2 separate regions of the Homo sapiens genome follow, and region 2 is linked to region 1. Evidence: chromatin contacts called from ENCODE Hi-C or POLR2A ChIA-PET data. All regions are on one chromosome and are shown on one strand. The core of a region is the stretch at or near the end of the contact, and the rest is flanking DNA. Distances in the headings are between cores, read along the strand shown.

What was found. A loop is a pair of places that touch in the nucleus more often than their neighbours do. ChIA-PET counts read pairs that join two places held with the same protein, here RNA polymerase II (POLR2A). Pooled maps may share reads with other maps.
Region 2: a map of prostate gland shows a loop between it and region 1 (4-fold over the local background). The contact joins the promoter of SS18 here to the enhancer-like site in region 1. A Hi-C loop is called at or near these places in 1 of 168 maps with a recorded cell type or tissue (prostate gland), 13 of 37 single-sample maps with no recorded cell type and 5 of 50 pooled maps. POLR2A ChIA-PET finds 5 or more read pairs at or near these places in 2 of 52 experiments (Panc1 and activated T-cell).

Annotation. Positions count from the first base shown.
Region 1 is chr18:26,459,020-26,463,627 of GRCh38, forward strand. KCTD1 (potassium channel tetramerization domain containing 1) reads right to left here. Exons shown (of 5, transcript NM_001142730.3): 4 at 601-906. Among named protein-coding and RNA genes, the nearest start is that of LINC01543, 38 kb to the left of the region's middle. RefSeq lists enhancers at 1,520-1,819, 1,910-2,059. Within about 2 kb of position 1,837, at least 4 of the 41 ENCODE cell types and tissues checked have a DNase peak (open chromatin) inside an H3K27ac peak, as active enhancers do.
Region 2 is chr18:26,088,250-26,092,857 of GRCh38, forward strand. SS18 (SS18 subunit of BAF chromatin remodeling complex) reads right to left here and starts at 2,364. Exons shown (of 11, transcript NM_001007559.3): 1 at 2,252-2,364. The coding sequence starts at 2,320. RefSeq lists an enhancer at 2,699-2,818.

The DNA of each region.
Region 1 (4,608 bases), core at 587-3,086:
CTTGCCACCTCCTAACGAGGCTCTCCGTGATCTGTCCCTGATTTTCCCGGGCCTCCTGTCTGGGTACTCTCTCTCCCTGAGTCACTTTCTTCAAGCCAAACTGGCTTTCCTGATAGTCCTCAATATGCCAGCATACTCTGCCCCAGAAATCCACTTACCACCTCCTGGGCAATATATTTATGTTGACTGTTTGCCTCCCACTCCACTCCCATAATGCAGTTCCATGAACACAGAGCTGTCCATCGTGTTCTGTGTCTGTCTGTCTCACTATGTTGCCCAGGCTGAACCTGAACTCCTGGGCTCAAGTGATCCTCCTGCCTTAGCCTCTGGAGTGGCTGGGACTATAGGCGTGTGCCACCGTGCCCAGCTGTCGTGTTCTATATCTGTCTCTTCTGTATCTCCAGTGCTCATCCCAGCACCTGGCACAATCACAAGACTTACGGAATGACTGCTATAGAGGGTGATAATTCACCTACCCAACAGAAGTGTCACTGAGTGAGTTTCTAAGCTCTTTGGAGGAAAGGCACCATGTGAGGGCAAGGTTAAGTGACAACAGTAAGAGTGGCATTTGATGCCACACAGTGCGTAACAATGCTATACCTGGACTGAGTTGAGGTGACAGTAGCCATTTAGTGGAAACCTGATGACGTGCGTCGAGTCGTGATTCCAGCCTGCATTGACAGAGTTACACATCACGTCGCCGATCTCTGGAAATACTTCTTCTATCAAGGATTTGTCACCGCTTAGCGTGATCCTTTCTCCGAGGTCTGGGGCCACACGCACGACGAGGCACTCACAGGGCCTTGAAAATCGACCAGTTTCTCTGTCCTGCTTCCATCTTTCCATCTCCAACAACATGGGCTGAAGCTGAAAATATTTTGCCTCTTCATATAACAAAGTGTAGTCCTGGAAAAAAAAAAGGTATTTCACAGTGCAAACTGCAAACATAAAGTACTAAACATGTCCACATCTAAGAGGTGATTTTTTTCCACTTCTTGTTATGTCACTAATCAAATCTGCATGTGCGTTTTTCACTTACGACATGTTTGTAGAGGCTCAATTTGCATTCATTCATTCATTCATTCATTCAGTGAAGATAAAAGGAGCTGAGTAGATTAGGGCTGGTCAGGCCTCTTCTAAGTGCTTTACATGATTTAAATCCTGTAACCCTCGTCAATGCCCAGTGAATTAGGAACCACTATTATTCCCATTTTGCAGATGAGAAAACTGAGATGTGAAAGGATTCACCCAAGACTTGTTTCTTTTAGTAGAAAAAATGTCTTTGGGTATTTCAAGTTTGATTGTGTCGGTGAGAACCCAATTTCTATCCTCTTGGATGGAACGCATATATTGACCAAGGGGAGGCATAAGCTTGCCAATGGGCACCCTTCATCAGAAGCTCCCGGTCACCTTTGGTGGCCACAGGAGGGTGTGGGACAGAGATATGAGGCTAGAGACAGGCAGGGATGGGCACCTGGAGGGCAGGCATGTGGCTTTTACTTGAACCTAGGTGTTGATTTGTGATGGTTTGGGGGAGGCTGGTGGACAGCTGGAAGGCTAGTGTACTGCCCTGTGCCACCTGATGGAGCTGCCATCATAGAGTCAGAGACATAAACAACTTTAGGCCTCGACTCCTGCAAGATGTGCAATAAAGAAAACCTGTCCATTTCTGCATTTCTGAAAGCAAGAACACCTGGTCTTTTGGCATGGTTTCCTTTCCTCCAGCCTTAAAATAATCTGTTGAATTGAAACAGAAACCTAACAAAACAGGTATTAAAACACACACATAAGCCACTGAATGGGAAGACAAAAGAGAATGAGGGGGAGGCAGCAACTCAGGAACAATGTTAACAAGCAGGTCAATGTTATGGCTAAACGTAGCTATGGCCACAATCATTTCTGGGTGTAAGATAAGTGGATACTTGTCTAGACATGTTGACTGAGAACATTTTAATCAGCTGACACAGGCATTTGTGCCTTCCGTCCATGGGCAAGAGCTGGCAGGGGATGCCCAGTGCCTGCATGACAGCCAATGTTGCAAACATGTGGTCCGAGTGCCTCAAAGAGGCCCCTGATGTCCAGATGGGCTAGAGTATGAGAAGCACAAGATGACCATGGGATAAATATTTTTATTTTGCACTTTGCTCTTTCTCTTGCAAATCAAGCAATAGCAGCAGCAGCTGTAGCGGCATTATTCAACGCTTCCAGAGAAAACAGCATGGAGAGATGACAGTACTTGGGGGTCTTTAGCTGGGTAATCCACTTTCCATATAAAGAAACTCAGATCAGGTAGAAGATGCTGATGACGACACTCATCTCAGTGGAATGGGCTGCTGCTTTATTCTGTCCTTTTCCTGGCAACCCCCTTACCACAGGAGTCTTGGTTCCCTGCAGGAAAGGAGCCCACTGCTCTGAAAATCTTCCTTGCACATGTTCTACCTGCTTAGCCTCCTGACCCAGAGGAGATACTGTTTTGCTTTAAGGAGCTGAAAACTAGGCTGAGGTGTGGCCACTCTTAAGACAGGGCAGAACCGGGGCCCTTAGCCCAGCCTGAGGGGTAGGAGTGGGGAAGCCTCTGCAGGTTCCTCCTGGTTCTACCTGGGATCCCCACTCTGGGGCTTTGTCATCTTGGCATCACGCCAACTGTAAGATACTGACCTAAACACTTATTTACCAAGGAGATTTTAAACAGCAATGAGAGTTACACAAGCAAGAGAAGCGAGAACTTATGCTATTGCTTTTTATTTTCTTGTGAGATTTAATTACAAAACTTAGCACAAGGAAGGATCTAGACTCCAGTGAAAATATCTTATCGGCTGGGCGTGGTGGTTCACGCCTGTAATCCCAGCACTTTGGGAGGCCGAGGCAGGTGGATTATCTGAGGTCAGGAGTCTTGAGACCAGCCTGGCCAACATGACGAAACCCCGTCTCTACTAAAAATACAAAAAATTAGCCGGGCATGGTGGCGGACAAAGCCCTGATCTCCCAATGTGTCCAAAGTGAATGAAGCTAACAGGAAGGACTTGGGGTTAGAAGTCCTCCCCATGCTGACCCTGAGTTCTCACCATCTTTTCTTCCTTCTAGGTTCACAAGCCACTTGTTTAATAATCCACTCTGAGGTCTGGCCCTGGATGGGCAGTGAGGCTCACAACATAATGTTGCTCCAATTCATTGTTACCCACTCTTGGAAAAGTCGAGAAACACTGGCCCTTTTCAGATTTTTGGCCCTGCTCAGTGACCACTCTGGGATCCTGCTAGGGTTTATTAAAGTGAGAGTCAGAAGCGCTCCTATGAAGGTCATCTTGCCCCTGGGCTAGAGTCTCATGGGCCTAGCGCTGAACTGCTTTAAGCCACCAGGTGTTCTTTTACTCTCTCTTGATCATCCTGGCTCCATTTTTTCCTTTACTATGCTGTTCTATCTAGTCTCCAGAGTAGAGCCACTGCTATGTCACGGGGAGCAGATGACAGAGAACAGCTGAGCACTCATGCTTCTCTCTGGTGACTGCTCATCATGCTGCCTTGCCTCTAAGCACTGGCTGGCCAGAGAACTGAAATGATCCTTCTTGCTGCGTTACCATTTTCTGCACACGGTGAAGTGCACATTGGCCATTCATTTTCTTGGCAGGCTCCTTTGTGTCTGTCTTTCTATCCTGTCTAACACCCGCCTACAGTCTTAGCTCATCAGAAATGAACCTGCAAAGCAGAGTCAGTCCCATTGGCTACTGTCTTTAGAAACCTTTCCTTCCTTAAATGGGATCATTTAACTTTACTCTCTAAGTACCACGGTTTTTAAAGTTTAGTGTGTTTCTGTTAGGTTCTCTGGCCTTGTGCTTATTTCCTTCAGGCCTCTGAATTTTCTGAAATCTTTCCTTAAGCCTTTGTTCTAATCTGGCAATGTCCTTTCTGGGGCTTTTACAAACTCGAGATGATGGGTCTCTTGTTTCCAAGGTACTTGGTGGAAATAGGCAGGGGTTTATGGGGCAGCAGCAGGTTCAGCACCTGTTTTTCTGAAGGAAATGAATTCACAACATCCACTTTTCCTCCCTTCTGAGAAATAAGCTTTCAGCAAAGCCACTCAAGAGTGTGCTAGATGCTATCACTCTTCTGCCCTGTCCTATGTCCATTTTATCTTCTCTGATTAAGAAGCACCATCTGGCCAGGCACAGTGGCTCACACCTGTAATTCCAGCACTTTGGAAGGTGGAGGCAGGAGGATTACTTGAGGCCAGGAGTTCAAGACCAGCCTGGGCAACGTAGGGAGACCCTGTTTCTATAAAAAGTAAAAATATTAGCTGGATGTGGTGGCCCGGGCCTGTGGTCCCAGCTAAGTTGAGGCTGCAGTGAGCTATGTTTGCATCACTGCACTCCAGCCTAGGAGACCGAGAAAGACCCATCTCAAAAAAAAAGAGAAAAAAAAAGGCACCATCCATATTTCTTGCTTAGCCCCATATACATTTAAAGGGAAATCAGTTACTCACAGACCTATTATCATGTTTAAATCATTTCAAAATCTTAGAATACGGTTTTTTTTTTTTGAGATGGAGTTTCGCTCTTGTCATCCAGGCTGGAGTACAGTGTTGTGATCTCAGCTCACTGCAACCTCTGCCTC
Region 2 (4,608 bases), core at 1,114-3,613, 370 kb before region 1:
TAAGAGTCCGAGTTGGTTTTTCATCATTCTAATGCTTTGGAACAGTAAAGAAAAATTCTGTCCTTCTCCAGAATGAAATAAATACATGAAAACTTCAGCCCAGGAGTCTTGATGAGGTAGCTGGTTAGTTTCCAAGTTTTATAACAGCATGGTTTTGTGACTCTCCAATTATGAGATAATAATTAAACATAATAATTTCTATGCATGTATATTTGTTACAGACTTTATGAGTTTACTTCATAATTATGCTGTCTCAAAAGTTTAAGAGGAAAAACATACCGATTTATCATTCTATCATCTTTTAACATTCCAAGCAATCTTGGCTTTGAGGGTTAAATAATTCATCTAAGTAAAGTGGAGCTGAAGAAAGAGTACTGATTGTAGCAATTAAAAGGCCAGTTAGTTTCAGTGCCAGTTTTGCCATTTTGAGCAAGTCACTTAAGTTTTCAGGGGCTGATTCAGCTGTAAGATCAAGGGACTCAGGATATGCTCCTCCAGAACCTGCCCCACCCTACCAGTATTCAAAAGTATTAGCACAATACCATAATCACGCAATCTAAATAAAAGGAACATCCATTTAACATTAACTGTCACTTTTTTATGCACGTGAATCATAATCTTCACTTACTGGGGGAAAAAAAAAACCACTAACATGATCTGCTAATAAATGCAGTTATTTCTTAAATAGAACCATTGGATGACCAAAAAAAGTCCTTAAAAAGCACGAATCCAGTCCTCAACCTAATGATTTCACAACTTATTATCTCCAGTATATTCCTCAAACTATTGAACTTCACCATTAAAATATCTGTCTCACATCTAATATCAATCTCTCCCATTGTAGAATAAGGCAATTAATTTAGAGCCCATTTTTCTGTTCAGCTGAGAATGGAAAATAATTGATCAGCATCCTCCGAATTAATCATTATCCATGATAAATATCTTCAGACTTATGTAACAGAAACTATAAAAAAAAAAGAAAAACTCTGGACTTTTCCTGTGTACAAAAATAAAAAAGGTGAGCCCTCCAGAAACGCAGTTTTGCGTGAGTGCGTACTTGGAGCTGTTTGCCAGGCTGCAGACTTAACTCAGAGCACTATATGAAAGCACTGCATTTCCAGGCACTGCCAAGCCCGTTTGTTCATAAAATAAAGCAACAGTTGGGCAAATGTCAAAAGCCACACTACGAAGAACCTGACAGTAAACAGAAACCGATTAGCATAATCTACGTGGTCTGAGTGGTACTAAAACTTGACCTTTTTTTCTATTTTGATCTTTGCTACACAGCATAAAACAAAACAAAAATATTTAAAGTAAACTGCTAAATACAGCAGCAACTTCTGAAAGTCTAGGTCAGTAAAATTTAGAATGCTGCCTTGCTTGCAGGCAACAAGGGGTAGAGGACAATAAAGAACCTTTGTGTTCCGACTGGCAGTAACACAGCAGCGACTGCAGCAGCTCTATCCTTTAAAAAGGAGGCAGCTCCCTGTGTATTTATCACGACTTACATTAACTGGTCACGACAGTCTCCACCATTAGACTGTAAGCTCCAGGAAGGCAAGGACCATGACTCACCACAGTAGCCTCAGCGCCTAAAATAGGCGCTCAATAAATATTTGCTGCAGAATAAATGAATAGGCGGCGATGCAGAAGGGAAGAAGAGGCTCTGGGGACAACCCCAGAGTCCATGGGGACCTTCCTTGCCCGCTCCTCAAACTCTATACTAAGGTTCCCTCCAGCGTTCCCCAAGTCCTCCTGCGAGCTCCCAAACTCGGCTGAGTTTGCAGGGCGGCGACCAGCGCACCGACTTCCCCTCTGCCTGCCGCGACCCGCGGTGGGGTCCGCACGAAGCAGCCGCGGCACGCGGGGCGGGGCGACGCCAAAGTAACTCCGGAGCAACGCGCGGGGCCGCCGGTCCGACACACGCCCTTCCCTGAGCGGCCGCCGCCGGGCGCACGCGCCCCGCAGCCCGAACGCCGCCCCATCCCTAGAGAAATCAGGCGGCGGCTGTTTGGGCTTTTGTGTCTGTAGAAAAACGCGTAAATGCGTGAAAGACTCCGAGAAAAACCGGTTCACCCTCTTCCGCCACCCACTCAGGCACAGCCAGCAGTCCGTGTTCCCAAACACTGCTGATTCCCAGCAGGCCCGCCTCCGCCTCGGCCCGGTCGACTCCGGGCCCGGCCCTTCCCCCCGCGTCTGTCTCTCCCAGAGGCGGTAAGGGCCTGGCATCCGCAACCCCGCGCGGTTTCACCTTCTGAATCGCAGCGGGAGTGATCTCCCCCTTGCCTCGCTGCCTCGGGGCCGCGAAAGCCACAGACATGTTGCCGCCGTCACCACTATCGGCAAGTCCCGAGCGCTCCGGGTGAACGGCAAACTGGGGGAGAGACGCCGGCCTCTCGGGCTGAACCACCTCGGGAATGCGGGGAGGGGGGATGCTCCGGGGCCAAGCGGACGGGCGGCGGGGCAGGCCTGAAGGAGGCACTCTGGCCAGGGATGTCTCGCTTCTGCGCACTCTGGGGGACCCCTAGCCCTGGCCGAACTTTCTTGACCGTCCCTGCATCCCCCGAGCTCTCCTTATGGGCACCCCCTGGCCCTTTGCGCTAATGGTAGAGTCGCGCCCTAGTCCTCCCTCCGCTTCAGCGATTCAGGAAATGGTCCCGCCGCCGCGGGAGAAGGAGAGGCTGGGGCAGCCCCTGTCACAGGAAATGCGAGCGGCCCAAGCCGGCCCGCCCCCTTCGCGCCGTGGCAACTTGCCTCCCTCTCCGGCCCTCTGAAGCGTCTCCCCGACTGTGTTGCAGAGCGTGCCCTAGACCTAGTTCAGTTTTTCCAACTTCATCCTTACTTACGCCTCCTGGCAAGAGTGGCCGCCCCGAGTTGTCCCGGCAGCCCGGAGAGGGGAGGGAGGTCAAGACTCGGGAGTTCGTGCAAATCCGTGGAGCATCTGCCGAGATAGGGCAGAGGTGGAAGGACAAGGTGAACGCGGATTCGCTGGTTTAAATGGCTCGGCTACGCCCCAAATGCGCACCTCCGAGTCCACAGTCTCGCACGCACGCACAAAGTCGTGCCTAACAATTGGAAAGTAACCCTGACCCGAAACCGGGACACCAAGGTTGTGTCCAGTGCTCAGGGGCAATCGGCCAGCTTGGCTGGAGCGGACAGAGAAGAGCTCGCCTCTTGGGACAAACCCTTAGCAGGAAAGTGGGTCGATTTCGTCTGACTTGGCTTTTTGGAATTAAGTTGTGAAACAGGGCATCCTCACTCTCTGTTTTTTAAGAGAGTACTTACTTAGTGCCTTGTAAATTAGGCCCAAGCTGCCAGGCTTCAAGTCAGTGTAAGGGAAAAAGGCAAAGTTTTCAAATTATGGAAGGAACACGGACAAATGTGGGTTTTGTGTTGCCGTGGGGTTTTAAAGTATTCTGTAAATTTAGACTTCCATATAACACAAAGGGAAAGTTTATATAAAGTGTTACCCAACGTTAATGAATAATAAAAAATATTTCCATTTTTATATAAATTGGAAAAATAAAGAAAAAATACATTATTTTAAAAATTTAATCACTTGAGGCCAGGAGTTTGAGACCAGCCTGGGCAACAAAGTGAGACCTCTGTCTCTACAAGAATTTTAAAAATTGGCTGGGTATGGTGGTGTGCACCTGTAGTTCCAGCTACTAAGGAGGCTGAGGTGGAAGAATCACTTGAGCCAAGGGGGTGGAGACTGCAGTAAGCCATGACTGCCCCACCACACTCCACCCTGGGTGACACAGCAAGACCCTGTCTCAAAAAAAAAAAAAGAAAAATTAAGTATCAAATAAATGCTCTTCACAAAAATGTCAAGAATGTCATTGATTAAATGCATTGTTTGTTAGGCTTTATACTGGAAACCTAGGGTACGATTGTGAATAAGCTGGACATGGAACCTCCTCTCAAGGAGCTTATACACTAATGGGACTAACAGACCAGAAACAAACAAATATGTATATATGCAAAGTCCCAAGAAAAACTAGCCAAAAAAAAGGGGGAGGAACTAACAGAATGACAGGAACACTTACATGAGTTAGTGTGAAAAGTCTTCCCGATTATATTTAAACTGGGACCTAAAGGATGAAGACTCAAGCTGTCATAAGAATAAAGGGAAGAAAGTTTATGCTGCTACTGACAGTAATTACTCTTAAAAATTTAATTGTTATCTTTCACTATTGTAAGCCTTGAAGAAAACACTCTGGTATAGCTGGACTTAAGGTAATCACACCAAATTGGAAAACTGTCAAATTTGGAAACCAATACTTGTCTACCACTATCACTGTGCACTCAACACCTAGCATGCAGAGTCATGTCTCAATGCTTTACACAAAAGTACCTTAGTACTTAGTAGCTAAGAACAGTATTTCAATAGGAAACATGAATCGTAAATAGTCCTACTGCTCCAGTTCTGTGCATTTGGCAGATAGCACTGAAACTTCAAAGGGCAACATGAACCAGTAGGAACACTTGTCTAATTTCCATATCCCAGCAAAAAAATAAGTAGTCCAAGGGGGCTTCTATTCCAGGGAGGCACCTGGAGCTAGTTACCTTCTTTATTTAAATTACAGCTCCCCAAAGGTGAGAAAG